Linked DNA regions of Homo sapiens: region 2 is linked to region 1. A link is a loop called in an ENCODE intact Hi-C map of the cell type or tissue named here. Cell type or tissue: Caco-2. All regions are shown on one strand. Links, peaks and the distances in the headings refer to the core of each region. The heading gives the core; the rest is flanking DNA.

Region 1 (5,883 bases), core at 66-4,065:
ATGTCAGGCAGGACACAGGGTCCCTTTCTTGTGACTGTTTACATTATTTTTCCAGAGCTCTGTTTTTTTCCTTTTTGCTAGTGACTTCCTCCTGGCTCAGTTGAGCATCTACTTTCTTTGTATGCTAAATTTGTCTTTTTCCCCGTTTGTTTTGGCCCCTATAATTAAAACCTCAACTCCAGGCTGTCTGGTACTTCTTGCAAAGCTCCAGGGTGCTGGTCACCTGCTCTCTGCTGACCACATGTGACCAATGGGCAACAGCCTCTGCCCACATGCTCTCATCTTTCCTGTGTTAACTCCCCCAGTAATATTAATTTTACATTTTCAGATTTCAAAAGTTATCCATGGTCTTTATATTTTACTCATACCAGTCTCAGCTTTCTGGGTGTGTTAGACCATTCTTTGCATTGCTCTAAAGAAATACTTGAGGCTGGGTAATTTATAAAGGAAAGAGGTTAGAATGGCTCATGGTTCTGCAGGCTGCACAAGCATGGCACCCACCTCTGCTCAGCTTCTGGGGAGGCCCTCAGGGAGGTTTTCCTCATGGTGGAAGGCGAAGCAGGAGTAGGCACGCCACATGGTGAGAATGGGAGCAAGGGGTGAGGAGGGGCCACACACTTGCGAACAACCAGATCTGAGTGAACACACTCATCGCCAAGGAGATGGCGCTAAGCCAGTTATGAGGGATCCGCCCCCATGACCTAAACACCTCCTTGCAGGCCCCTCCTTCAACACTGGGGATTACATTTCGACAAGAGATTTGGAGGGGACAGCCCAACTATGTCATTATCCCCCTGACCCCTCAAATCTCATGTCCTTACATCACAAAATAGGATCATCTCTTCTCAACAGTCCTCTCAATGTCTTGACTCATTCCAACATCAAGTCTGAAGTCCCAAGTCCAAGTTCCTTCTACCTATGAACCTGTGAAAATCAAAATACATTATTTACTTACAAGATGCAATGAGGGTAGAAGCATTGGGTAAACATTCCCATTCCAAAAGGGAGAAGTCAGCCCAAAGGAAGGGGCTACGGACCCCATGCATGTCTGAAATCCAGCAGGGCAGCCATTAAATCTTAAAGCTCCAAAATAATGTCCTTGGACTCCCAGTCCCACATCCAGGGTACACTGGAGTGAGGGGTGGACTCCTAAGGCCTTGGGGAACTCCACCCTCGTGACTTTGCAGGGTTCACCCCCTGCAGCTGCTCTCATGGGTTGGAGTTGGGTGCCTGCAGCTTCTCCATGCTCAAGATGCAAGCTGTCAGTTGCTCTACCATTCTGGGGGCTGGAGGATGGTGTCCTCCTTCCCACTGCTCAGTTAAGCAGTGCCCCTGTGGGGATCATTTACACAAGTAAAAGATCCTTCCCCACCCCTCACCCCTGTGGTGATATCTGTGCCCTTGTTCTTCACAGGGCACCCCAGTGGGGTGTGTCCCATGCACCCGCTTCCAGCCACCCTCCTCTTTCTAGCTCACTTTCTCCAGTGCTTTCATTCCACCAGAACTCTTGGTGCATTGATACAACCACGGCTTCACTGATCCCCAACCTCTCTGATACCTCTTCTTGTTTTGTTAACAGCTTTATTGACATATCGTTCATATACCACACAATTCTCCCATTTAAGGTATACAATTCAATGCTTTTAGTATATTCACAGAGCCGTGTACCTATCACCATAATCAGTTGTAGAAAATTTCATAACCTCATGCCCTTTAGTACCCCCCACTCACTACCCCACAGGACGGTTCTCCAGGCGGCTTCAGACCAATGCAATTCTCCCCGTGTCTCACTTGTGGTTCTCAGGCGTGACTGCAGAGGGAGCTGAACCGACATTTCTGAAAGAAGACGTACAAATGACCAACAAGAGCTTGAAGGAATGCTCAGCATCATTCATCATCAGGGACACGCAAGTCAAAACCACAATGAGGTGTCCTCTCATCCCACAGAATGGCCATTATCAAAAAGGCAAAAATAAATCCTGCAGAGGAAGTGAAGAAAGGGAACTCGTATGCTGTTAGTGGGAAGTTGTACAACCACTAAGGAAAACTGTATGGAGATTCCTCAAAAAGCTAAAAATAGAGCTAACCCAGCAATCCCACTATGGGGTGTGTATCCAAAGGAAAAGAAATCAGTGTGTTGAAGAGATATCTGCACCCCATGTTTATCACAGCACTGCTCACGATAGCCATGATATGAAAGCACCTAAGTGCTTGTCAACAGATGAATGGAAAACATGGAAAAGTAATGAAAAGGAAAAGATGGTGTATACACACAATGGAATTCTATTTAACCCTAGAGCAGAACAAAATTCTGCCCTATGTGACAATACAGGTGAGCTTGGAGGACATTATGCTAAATGAAATAAGCCAGGCACAGAAAGATGAACTGCATGATCTCACTCACAGGTGCAAGCTAAAGAAGTTGATATCTCACTGGTCCCCATAAACATGTACAATGATCATGCTTCAATTAAAATATTAATAAAGAAAGAAAAAGAATAACTGTAGAATATGCTGGGAATGCAACATCCTGAGTTAGGGAGGGACTGGCCAGAAGAGTCGGGCTTTGTCCCAGTTCCTAGAAACAGGATATTCTTTCGTGCTTTAGTGCAGTGAATCCTGTAGCCCTGGGACATAAGACCGAGGGCAGGCGGCTTTCTGGGATCCCTCAGCTGTGGTGTGAGTGGGGCACACATGGATAAGACTCAGCTCACCTGGGAAGCTTTGCTGAGGCTAGAGGGCTCCCAATGAATCCGAGGCTCCTGTTCTCCCTTGCTGCCTGTCTGTAACTGGTATACCCACTTCCTGTGACATATGTGAGTGTCTCACCTGAGTCTGATAAATGGGTAACATTAGTAGTAGCCAGAGGCTACTACTAATTTACTTTTTGTCTCTCTCTATTTTTCTATTCTTGAAATTTCATACCTGTGAAATTATATGATATGTGGTCTTTTATAATTTCCTTCTTTCACTTAGTGTAATGTTTTGTGGTTCATCCATGTTGCAGCCTGAAACAGAACTTCATTACTATGATAAATTATTTACACTAATCTTCCTTTGTATGAATACACCATTCATTCCTCAGTTGGCAGACATTAGACTGTTTCCACCTTTTGGCTGTTGTGAGTAATGCTGCTGTGAACATGGGTGTGCCAGTTTTTGCATGGAATGTGTTTTCATTTCCCTTGGGAACATCCTTATGAGCAGAATTGCTGGGCCCTATGGTAACTCTCTGCTTAAGTTTTTGAGGAACTGCAGACTGTTTTCCACAGTGGCTGAGCAATTTACATTCCCACAGCAGTGCATGGAGGTTCCAGTGTTTCTGCATCCTTGTCAACAGTTGTTATTTTATTTTATTTTTATTTATTTATTTTTTAGAGACAGGGTTTTACTGTGTTGACAAAGCTGAAGTGCAGTGTCATGATCATAGCTCACTGCAGCCTCAACCTCCTGGACCCAAGCAATCCTTGTCTCAAACTCCCCAGTAGCTGGGACTACAGTTGTGCCTCATCACACCCAGCTAAATTTTTAATTTTTTGTAGAGACAAGGTCTTGCCATGATACCCATACTAGACTCAAACTCGTGGCCCCAAGGGATCCTCCCTTCCAGCCTCCTGAGTCACTGGGATTACAGGTACAAGCACACCCTGCCCCAATACTTGTTAATGTCTGACCTTTTACATTATATTCATCCTAGTGTTTGTGAAATGGTATCTCATTGTGATTTCAATTTGCATCTCCCTGTTGAATCATGATGCTCAGAGTCTTTTTATATGCTTGTTGTCATTTGGGTATCTTCTTCAGAAAATGTCTAATTAAGATTCTTTGCCCACTTTTTAATTGGGTTATTTGTCTTTTTATTACTGAGTTCCACATCCAGAAGAATAAAACTGGGCCGCTAACCAGATCACCATATACAAACATTAATTCAAGATGGATTAAAGACCGAAATGTAAGACCTCAAACTATAAAAATCCTAGAAGAAGACCTAGGAAATCACCTTCTTGATATCAGCCTTGTTAAAAAAGAATTACGGCTAAATCCTCACAAGCAATTGCTACAAAAACAAAAATTGACAAGCGGGACGTAATTAAACGGAAGAGCTTCTGCACAGCAAGAGAAACTATCAGGGAGTCAACACTCAACCTACAAAATGGGTGAAAATATTCACACACTGTGCATCTGACAAAAGTCTAATATCTGCAATCTACAAGGAACTTAAATCAACAAGCAAAAAACAAATAACTTCATTACGAAGTGAGTAAAGGATATGAACAGACACTTCTCAAAAGAAGACATGCACATGGCCAACAACTATATGAAAAAATGCTCCACATCACTAACTATTAGGGGAATGTAAATCAAAACCACCATGAGATACCATCTCATATCAGTCAGAATGGCTTTTGATAAAAAATAAAAAATGAAACAACACAAAACAAAACAAACCAAAAATCAGATGCTGGCAAAGCTTGGGAGAAAAGGGAACAGTTGTACACTGTTGGTGGGAGTGTAAATGATTTCAGCCACCATGGAGAGCAGTTTGGAGATTCCTCAAAGAGCTAAGAATTGAACTACTATTTGACCCAGCAATCTCATTATTGGGTATATACCCAAAGGAAAATAAATCAATCTACCAAAAAGACACATGCATCCATATGTTCATTGCAGTGCTATTCACAGAAGCACAGATGTGGAATCAACCCAGGTGCCCATCAATGGTGGATTGGATAAAGAAAATGTGGTACATACACACCATGGAATACTACACAGCTATAAAAAAGAATGAAGTAATATCTTTTGCGGCAATATGCAGCTGGAGGCCATTATCCTAAGAGAACTAATGCAGAAGCAGAAAACCAAATCCCACATATTCTCACTTATAGGTGAGAGCTAAACATTGAGTCCACATGGACATAAAGATGAAAACCATAGACACTGGGGAACAAGAGGAGGGAGGAAAGGAGGGAGGGGGCAAGGGCTGAAAAACTATTGGGTACTACAGTCACTACTCCAAACCTCAGCATCACACAATATATCCATGTGACAAATCTGCACATGTACTGCTTGATTCTCAAATAAAAGTTGAAGAAAAAGTTCTTTATATACTCTAGATGCTAGACGCTTATCAGATATCTGATTTGTAAATCTTTTCTTCCTTTATGTAGATTGTTCTTTCACTTTGTTGATAGTATCCTTTGATTCAAAAATATTTAACTTTTGATGACATCCAATGTATTTGTATTTTTCTTTTGTTGCTGGCCCTTTTGGTGTCCTATCTATCAATCCATGCTAAATCCAGGTCATGTTTTCTTTAAATAGTTTTATAGATTTGACTCTTACATGTAGGCCTTTGGACCGATTTTGAATTAATTATTGTGGTGTGAGGTAGGGGTTCAGCTCATTCCTGTGCATGTGGATGTCTAGTTTCCCAGCACCATTTGTTGAAGTACTGCTCTTCCTCCATTGAATAATCTGGCACTCTGTCAAAAATCAGTTGGTCATCTACACGAGGGTTTATTTCTGGCTCTCAATTCTATCCCACTGGTTTAATACATCTATTCTAATGCCAGTACTAAACTGCCTTGATGATTGCAGCTTTGTAGTAAGTTTTCAAATTGGCAAGTGTGAGCCCTCCAACATTGTTCTTCTGTGTTCTTTCTTTCTTTCTTTTTTTTTTTTTTTTTTTTGACGAAGTCTCACTCTGTAGCCCAGGCTGGAGTGCAGTGGCACAACCTTGGCTCACTGCAAGCTCCATCTCCCGGGTTCACACCGTTCTCCTGCCTCAGCCTCCCGAGTAGCTGGGACTACAGGTACCTGCCACTACGCCTGGCTAATTTTGTTATTTTTAGTAGAGATGGGGTTTCACTATGCTAGCCAGGA
Region 2 (5,883 bases), core at 627-4,626, 110 kb after region 1:
GAGCCTTCGGAGGGAGCCAGACGCTGCTGCCATCCTGATTTTGGACTTCCGGCTTCCTGAACTGTGAGAGAATACATTTCTGTTGCTTTAAGCCTCTAGTTTGTTTCTATCTGTTTCGGCAGCCACAGGAATTAATTCAATAATCTGTGGTGTCATTAAATGCGAAGGCTGGGTTTCTTAGTATTGGGGTTCCCATAATAAAATATAGAGTATCTGTAGAACACTTATAACTCTTCAAGAAGTTCTCCTTTCTACTACACATCAGCCTGGAAGGCACACTTCAAATGCCCAGCAAACCTCGCACACACCTGCATAAACCCCAAAACCAGCAATTGTGACTTTCAGTATCTGGGAAAGCATTGCTCTCTGCCTTGGCTCTGCTAAGAGGAAAAGCCCAGTTCTCAGATAGAAAAGGCATCCAGGAGATGTCCCAGTAGGGAATGGAGTTCTGAGATGTCCTTTCTCCTCCAACGGATCCGTTTCATGGGTTTTCATGCCCTGTTGGCGTCCTGGCCCACATGTGAAACCAAATAACGTTATAACACCACACGTCCCGCTGCATGGCATCCAGCGACCAGAGGCCTCTCACCCCTTCGGTGAGTCAGCAGCAGGAGCTGGTCCTGGGGCCATTTGGGTGGTAGCCTTCCCTTTCCAAAGCTTCCAGCACCAGCTCAAAGGAAACTGCTGACTTTTCTAGGTGAGAGGGTCTCTGGTCCATGAGTCAGCCTGCTCTAGGGCCACTGGGCCCTCCCTGTGTATCAGGTGCTGGACCTCTAACCAGTAAGAACAAGAGGCGGTGTGCTCAGTGAAGTGATGTCCCTCCTCTCCTGCCTCGGTTTCCTCTCTGTAAGTTGTTGGAATATTTCACAGGAGCCTGCTCAGCAGGTTGTAAGCTACTTGGAGACCTGCTCAGCTGGGCCCCTGTCCCTGCTGGATGCAAATATTCCATCCCGGGGGCCTTTAGTTAGACATCCTCCCACTTTTAAAATGAAACAGGTCCATATTTGGAGGAAAGAGAGAGGTGGATGTAACATTTATAGGAGAGAGAGACTAGGACGAAGAAAGAAAAGAAGACGTAAACTCTAAGCATCTGGGCAACATCAGGCCAGGGGGACTGGGCTGTCACCACTGCAGCTCCTCCAGGGCAAGCAGCAGACAGGACATGAGGATCAGGCCCCCGGACCAGCCCAGGAGAGGTCAGGCTCACGAGACGATCAGGCCTTGAGTCCAGCCCAGGAGAAGATCCGGCCACGGGGCCAGGAGAGGATCGAAGCTTTGTGATATCAGACAGCCCAGAACCCTAGATCCCTTGGCACTTAGGTGAAGAATTTCTTAAAGAATCAATCAAATGAAGACAAATTAAAGAACAAAGTAAACATTCTTGGATATTATGGGAGAAACAGCCCTATTTGAAGGTGGTATTCTAAGGAGAGAAATCAATCTAATGAAGGAAAGAAACTTGGAAGGACTTAGAGAAAGATGCCTCTGGACTCACACAAAACCTCCTAAGAGAAGACAGTTCCTGCTTACTCTAAGTCCAGAAGCAAGAACACACACTAAGGCAGGGGACAAAGACTGAAGAGGAACTTCCAGATCCCACAACGGGTCAGAGGCCTAAAGACCAACGGGAAACTAGCAGAGCACAGATGGCAGCTGACATCCAAAATGAGAAAGGACTATCGCTTACAAGAGACTTACAACGTGGCTACTCATTGTTTTGTTTTCATTTTTGTTTTTGTTTTTGAAGGGACAAGAAGGGAAATAAGCAATCAGTTTTCCTGATTTTTACAAAAAGGCATATAAGAAACGATAACCTATGCTTGCTTGTGGAAAGATTCTGAGATCACGGAATGAAAACCTGGGAATATGTCTTGGTCCTTCAGCCTGCTATAACAAAACACCTTGGACTGGGTAATTAATAAACAGCAGAAATGTATTGCTCACAGTTCTGGAGGCTGGGAAGCCCACGATCAAGGTGCTGGCAGATTTGGTATCTGGTAAGGACTGGTTGTCTCCTTCTCTGTGTCCTCACATGGTAGAAGGGGCCAACAAGCTCCTTTGGGCCTCTCTTGTAAGAGCACTAATCCCATTCATGCAGGCTCCACTCTCATGCCCTCATGACCCAATCACCTGCCAAAGGCCTCATCTCTTAATTCCATCATCTGGGGGTTAGGTTTCAACATATGAATTTTGTGGGGACGCAAACATTCAGACCACAGCAAAAGGGCAGTGGTAACACAGAAGCAGCCCAACTTTGAAACTGGCCTTCATCTGGTAAAAGTCAGTTCTTTTAATTACTCAACATGGGAATCTAGACTTATTCAGCCTCCCTGGGCCTGCCCTTGCTCAGGTGTTCAATGGCATTAACCAGGCCCAACAGTGGGTGTGGCGTGTCCACAGCTCTCAGGACTGTCCCTGCTCCTTCCTTGCCTTCTCAGCTGGGGAAAACTGATGCTGGTATCGCTAGCTGACGACCCCAGGGTGTCTGTGTCTGTTCTCACCATATTTCCAGCTCTGGTCCAAGCCTGTATCTTGCTCCTCTGTTTTTGGCAATTTCAATACCTGTAAGTACAGAGAGAAAAAGAAAATGGAGCAATTTCAGCACCTATACACTCAAAGACAGATGAAACAACCTGCTGCAGTAGGTAGGATAAAAAAAAAAACAAACAACAAACAAAAATGCTCTGTGCCTTCCCAGACGGGATGCAGTCAGGCTTCCTGTTGACAGCATGGCAGCAGAGGGCAGCATACACCTGTATACACCTGTATACACGAGTACGCCTGCACCTGCTTATACTTGCATATACCTGCTTATATCTGCAGGAAATGAGAAACAGGGAGGGCTTGCAGGTCTGACCCTTAGCACCATGGAGGAGGCGGAGGAAGAGGAAGAAGTCAGACCCTGGTAGTTTATTAACAAGGAAATGCCCAACACCATCTAGAGGAAAAAGGACTTAGAGGATTACGATCCAGCAGTGGTGCCACTGTCAGGCACCATCGGCTTACTGGTCTTGGGCAGCAGCTTCCAACAAGCACCTAGGGAGGAGAGGCTGGCAGAGTGGAAACTTAGTTTTGGCCAAGCCTTCTTCAGTTCAACTAGATTTGCTCTGAGCAAATGAGGTGAAAGCAGGTTGATATTTAAAAAATAAAAATAAAAAACCACTGGCTGCGGTGGCTCATGCCTGGAATCCCAGCACTTTGGGAGGCCAAGGCAGGTGGATCACTTGAGGTCAGGAGTTCGAGGCCAGCATGGCCACCATGGTGAAACCTTGTCTCTACTAAAAATACAGAAATTGGCCATGCATGGTGGCAGACGCCTGTAATCCCAGCTACTCAGGAGGCTGAGGCAGGAGAATCGCTTGAGCCCAGGAGGCAGAGACTGCAGTGAGCCAAGATGACACCACTGCACTCCAGCCAGGGCAACAGAGTGACAGTCCATGTCAAATAATAATAATCATAATAATAATCCAGGGCACATACTGATTAGATGCCATCTCTTGAAACATTCTGTTTCTATTGTTCCTGGCAAAGGCTCTTGCAGTCAGCAGACCAGTGCAAGACAAGCTGCAACCTGACTACACCTGCAGGCTTGCCCATTTAGGTGCAGGTGTAATAGTTTAACTTTTCATCCTCCACGGTGCGTCCATATGAACGAAAATTAGATGGTGACCTTTCAACAACCACACCCTATCTTCGAGGCCACCACGCCCGGCTGATTTTTGTATTTTTAGTAGAGACGGTGTTTCACCATGATGGCCAGGCTGGTCTTGAACTCCTGACCTCAGGTGACTTCCACCCCCTCCGGCCCCCCCAAAATGCTGGGATGACAGGCGTCTTTTTCTACTTCCCTTTCTGGGACGCCTTCTCCCACCAGGAAGGCCCACGGGGACCAGAGACCATCAATCTCTGGCCTCTGCACACCATCCCCGCCAGTGCGCAGCCATTCTGTTCAACTTAGATATCTCCGAGAATGGGCAGCTCAGTCCCAACCACGGGACCCCAGAGATATCAGAACACGGGTCCATCCCCAGGCCTCCCGCCTAAGCCGCCAGACTTTTCTTAACCGTGCCTTGTATATCGCTCGTCCCCGGGAACTATAAACACTCACTTCCCGACGAGGACCTGAGCACGTACCACTGGCGGGGTCATTGCCCATTATCTCACCTGATCCCATGCCCAGGGCCGAGAGTTTCCCAGGGCAAGGCTGTGAGCACGCCACGGGCAAGCCTGGGCCCAGCCACGGTGCCCGTGCGCCACCCCAAACCGGTGCCCCCGCCGCCCCAGACTCACTCTTTAAAATTCTTTGCAAATTGCCCTCGAAGTCCAGGGCCCACTGGTTGAGTGCGCAGGTGGCCACGGTCACCTTCCGGCCCATCCTGGCCGCAGTCGCTTGGGCAGGAGGCCAGCGGGGGACAGCAAGACCAGGGTCCCAGCGAGGTAGGCGGCTGGGACGCCGGACCTTCCGGGTTGCCCGGCCCCGCCCCCTCCCCGCCCATCCGTTGAGGCTCCGGCCAAGGAGGACTGCGGCGTCAGGCCCTGCCTACGGATCGCCCCGCCCCGTCTGAGGAGCTCACGACCGCGCCTGCGCAGCGAGGTGGCCTCAGCGTTCACGGCACCGCGAAGGGCCCCGCCCCCGCCCCGGCTCCACCCACGTCCCAGGCCCCGGCCCCGGCCCGGCCCTTGCGGGCAAACCCGTTCAGGTGCACAGGTGCAGGGGGCTCACCGCCCAGCTGCAGCACCCCTCTATTTTATCCCACACCGCCACCCCACATCCAGCTTAGCCATGTTTTATTTTAATACGGCATGAAACGTTCCAAATACACCAAAAGTGGAGAGTACGGTAGGAGCGCTCCATCGTGCCCGCGGGACAGCAGACGATAGCAATCGATTCTCCGTGCTGGGAATCCCGCCACCCTGGGCGGATGGCGCTGAATTCTTGGGAACCCTCTCCTGCCCCTTTCACTCCTGTACCACGTGTGTAAGTAGCTCAGGTAGCGCACTGTTTGCCTTTTCTGAAACTACAGGAACTGCACTTGAATGTGCTTCTGCAACTTGATTTTTTCCCCTGTAATATGAGATACGTTCTTTTAATTATTTTTCTGCAGTTTGGTATTCCATAGTGGCAGTAAAGCAGGTTTATTCAATAGCGGATGGGCATTGACGTTATTAGCAGCGTTTTGCCAACAGACGCACGCACACAGGCACTGCTGCAATTTCCTTTCCGGCAAGGTTTCCTTCGTGACCTCGTTCCGCCAGTTCCTGCAGCAGCTTTGCAGAGTAGTAGGGTTCGTGCTGTTTGACTTTACTAAATATTGCCAAGTCTCTTCTCCAGGGCGCTTGCACCGATTCACTACCAGCGGTTTCTCACTTTTTATTTTTTCACATTTCCTCTTTAGTCCACCCACGGTAGAATCCATTTTTCCCCCATATAAATAACTGCCTCATCATCGTTGCTTGAAGAGGCCATCCTTCCTTCTGTCATTCATGTTAGTTTAAAAACACACAATTCACAAATTTGGAAAAAGAGAAGGCTTTATTTCTTGTAAACGGTCGTAGCCTGCAAGGTGGCGGCCATCTGTCTGAGGCTGGGAATCTGTCTCCAGCCAAGGCCAGAGACAGGCACGTCCAAGGAGGAGGGGTTGGGGCAGGAGCGCTATGCTGAAGGGATTGGCTAAACATACATATTCAACAGGTAACAGGAGGAGCTATGAATATTCATGAAGGTGGTCCTGACACATGCCCTCTTATTGAGCAAAGCATGTAATATATGACCCATGTTCACTTTGGGGTGGAGACTTAACATTTACACATCTTACAATTAGGGCCTTTATGGCAAAACGTCTTTTCAGGACACAAAGGCATGCAGGTGCATCATCTCTCTCT

Evidence for each region. Peaks named below come from ENCODE experiments on the same cell type or tissue, not always from the same donor. Only the 100,000 strongest peaks of a DNase experiment are listed, where the experiment ranks them.
Region 2: a loop joins it to region 1, with 4 times the contacts of the local background. A loop is called at or near these places in 3 of 110 quality-filtered maps.

Annotation. Positions count from the first base shown.
Region 1 is chr11:71,559,606-71,565,488 of GRCh38, reverse strand. No RefSeq gene overlaps it. Among named protein-coding and RNA genes, the nearest start is that of KRTAP5-10, 3.0 kb to the left of the region's middle. In Caco-2, for the core only: a CTCF peak has its summit at 1,810 (motif pointing right); a DNase peak (open chromatin) is centred at 1,798.
Region 2 is chr11:71,451,789-71,457,671 of GRCh38, reverse strand. NADSYN1 (NAD synthetase 1) reads right to left here and starts at 4,469. Exons shown (of 21, transcript NM_018161.5): 1 at 4,291-4,469; 2 at 2,502-2,562. The coding sequence starts at 4,375. DHCR7-DT (DHCR7 divergent transcript) reads right to left here. Exons shown (of 2, transcript NR_186309.1): 2 at 5,515-5,883. RefSeq lists enhancers at 3,312-3,811, 3,812-4,313, 5,551-5,630, 5,751-5,800 and a silencer at 4,371-4,740. In Caco-2, for the core only: a CTCF peak has its summit at 2,712 (motif pointing right); a DNase peak (open chromatin) is centred at 4,541; H3K4me3 peaks cover 1,278 bases.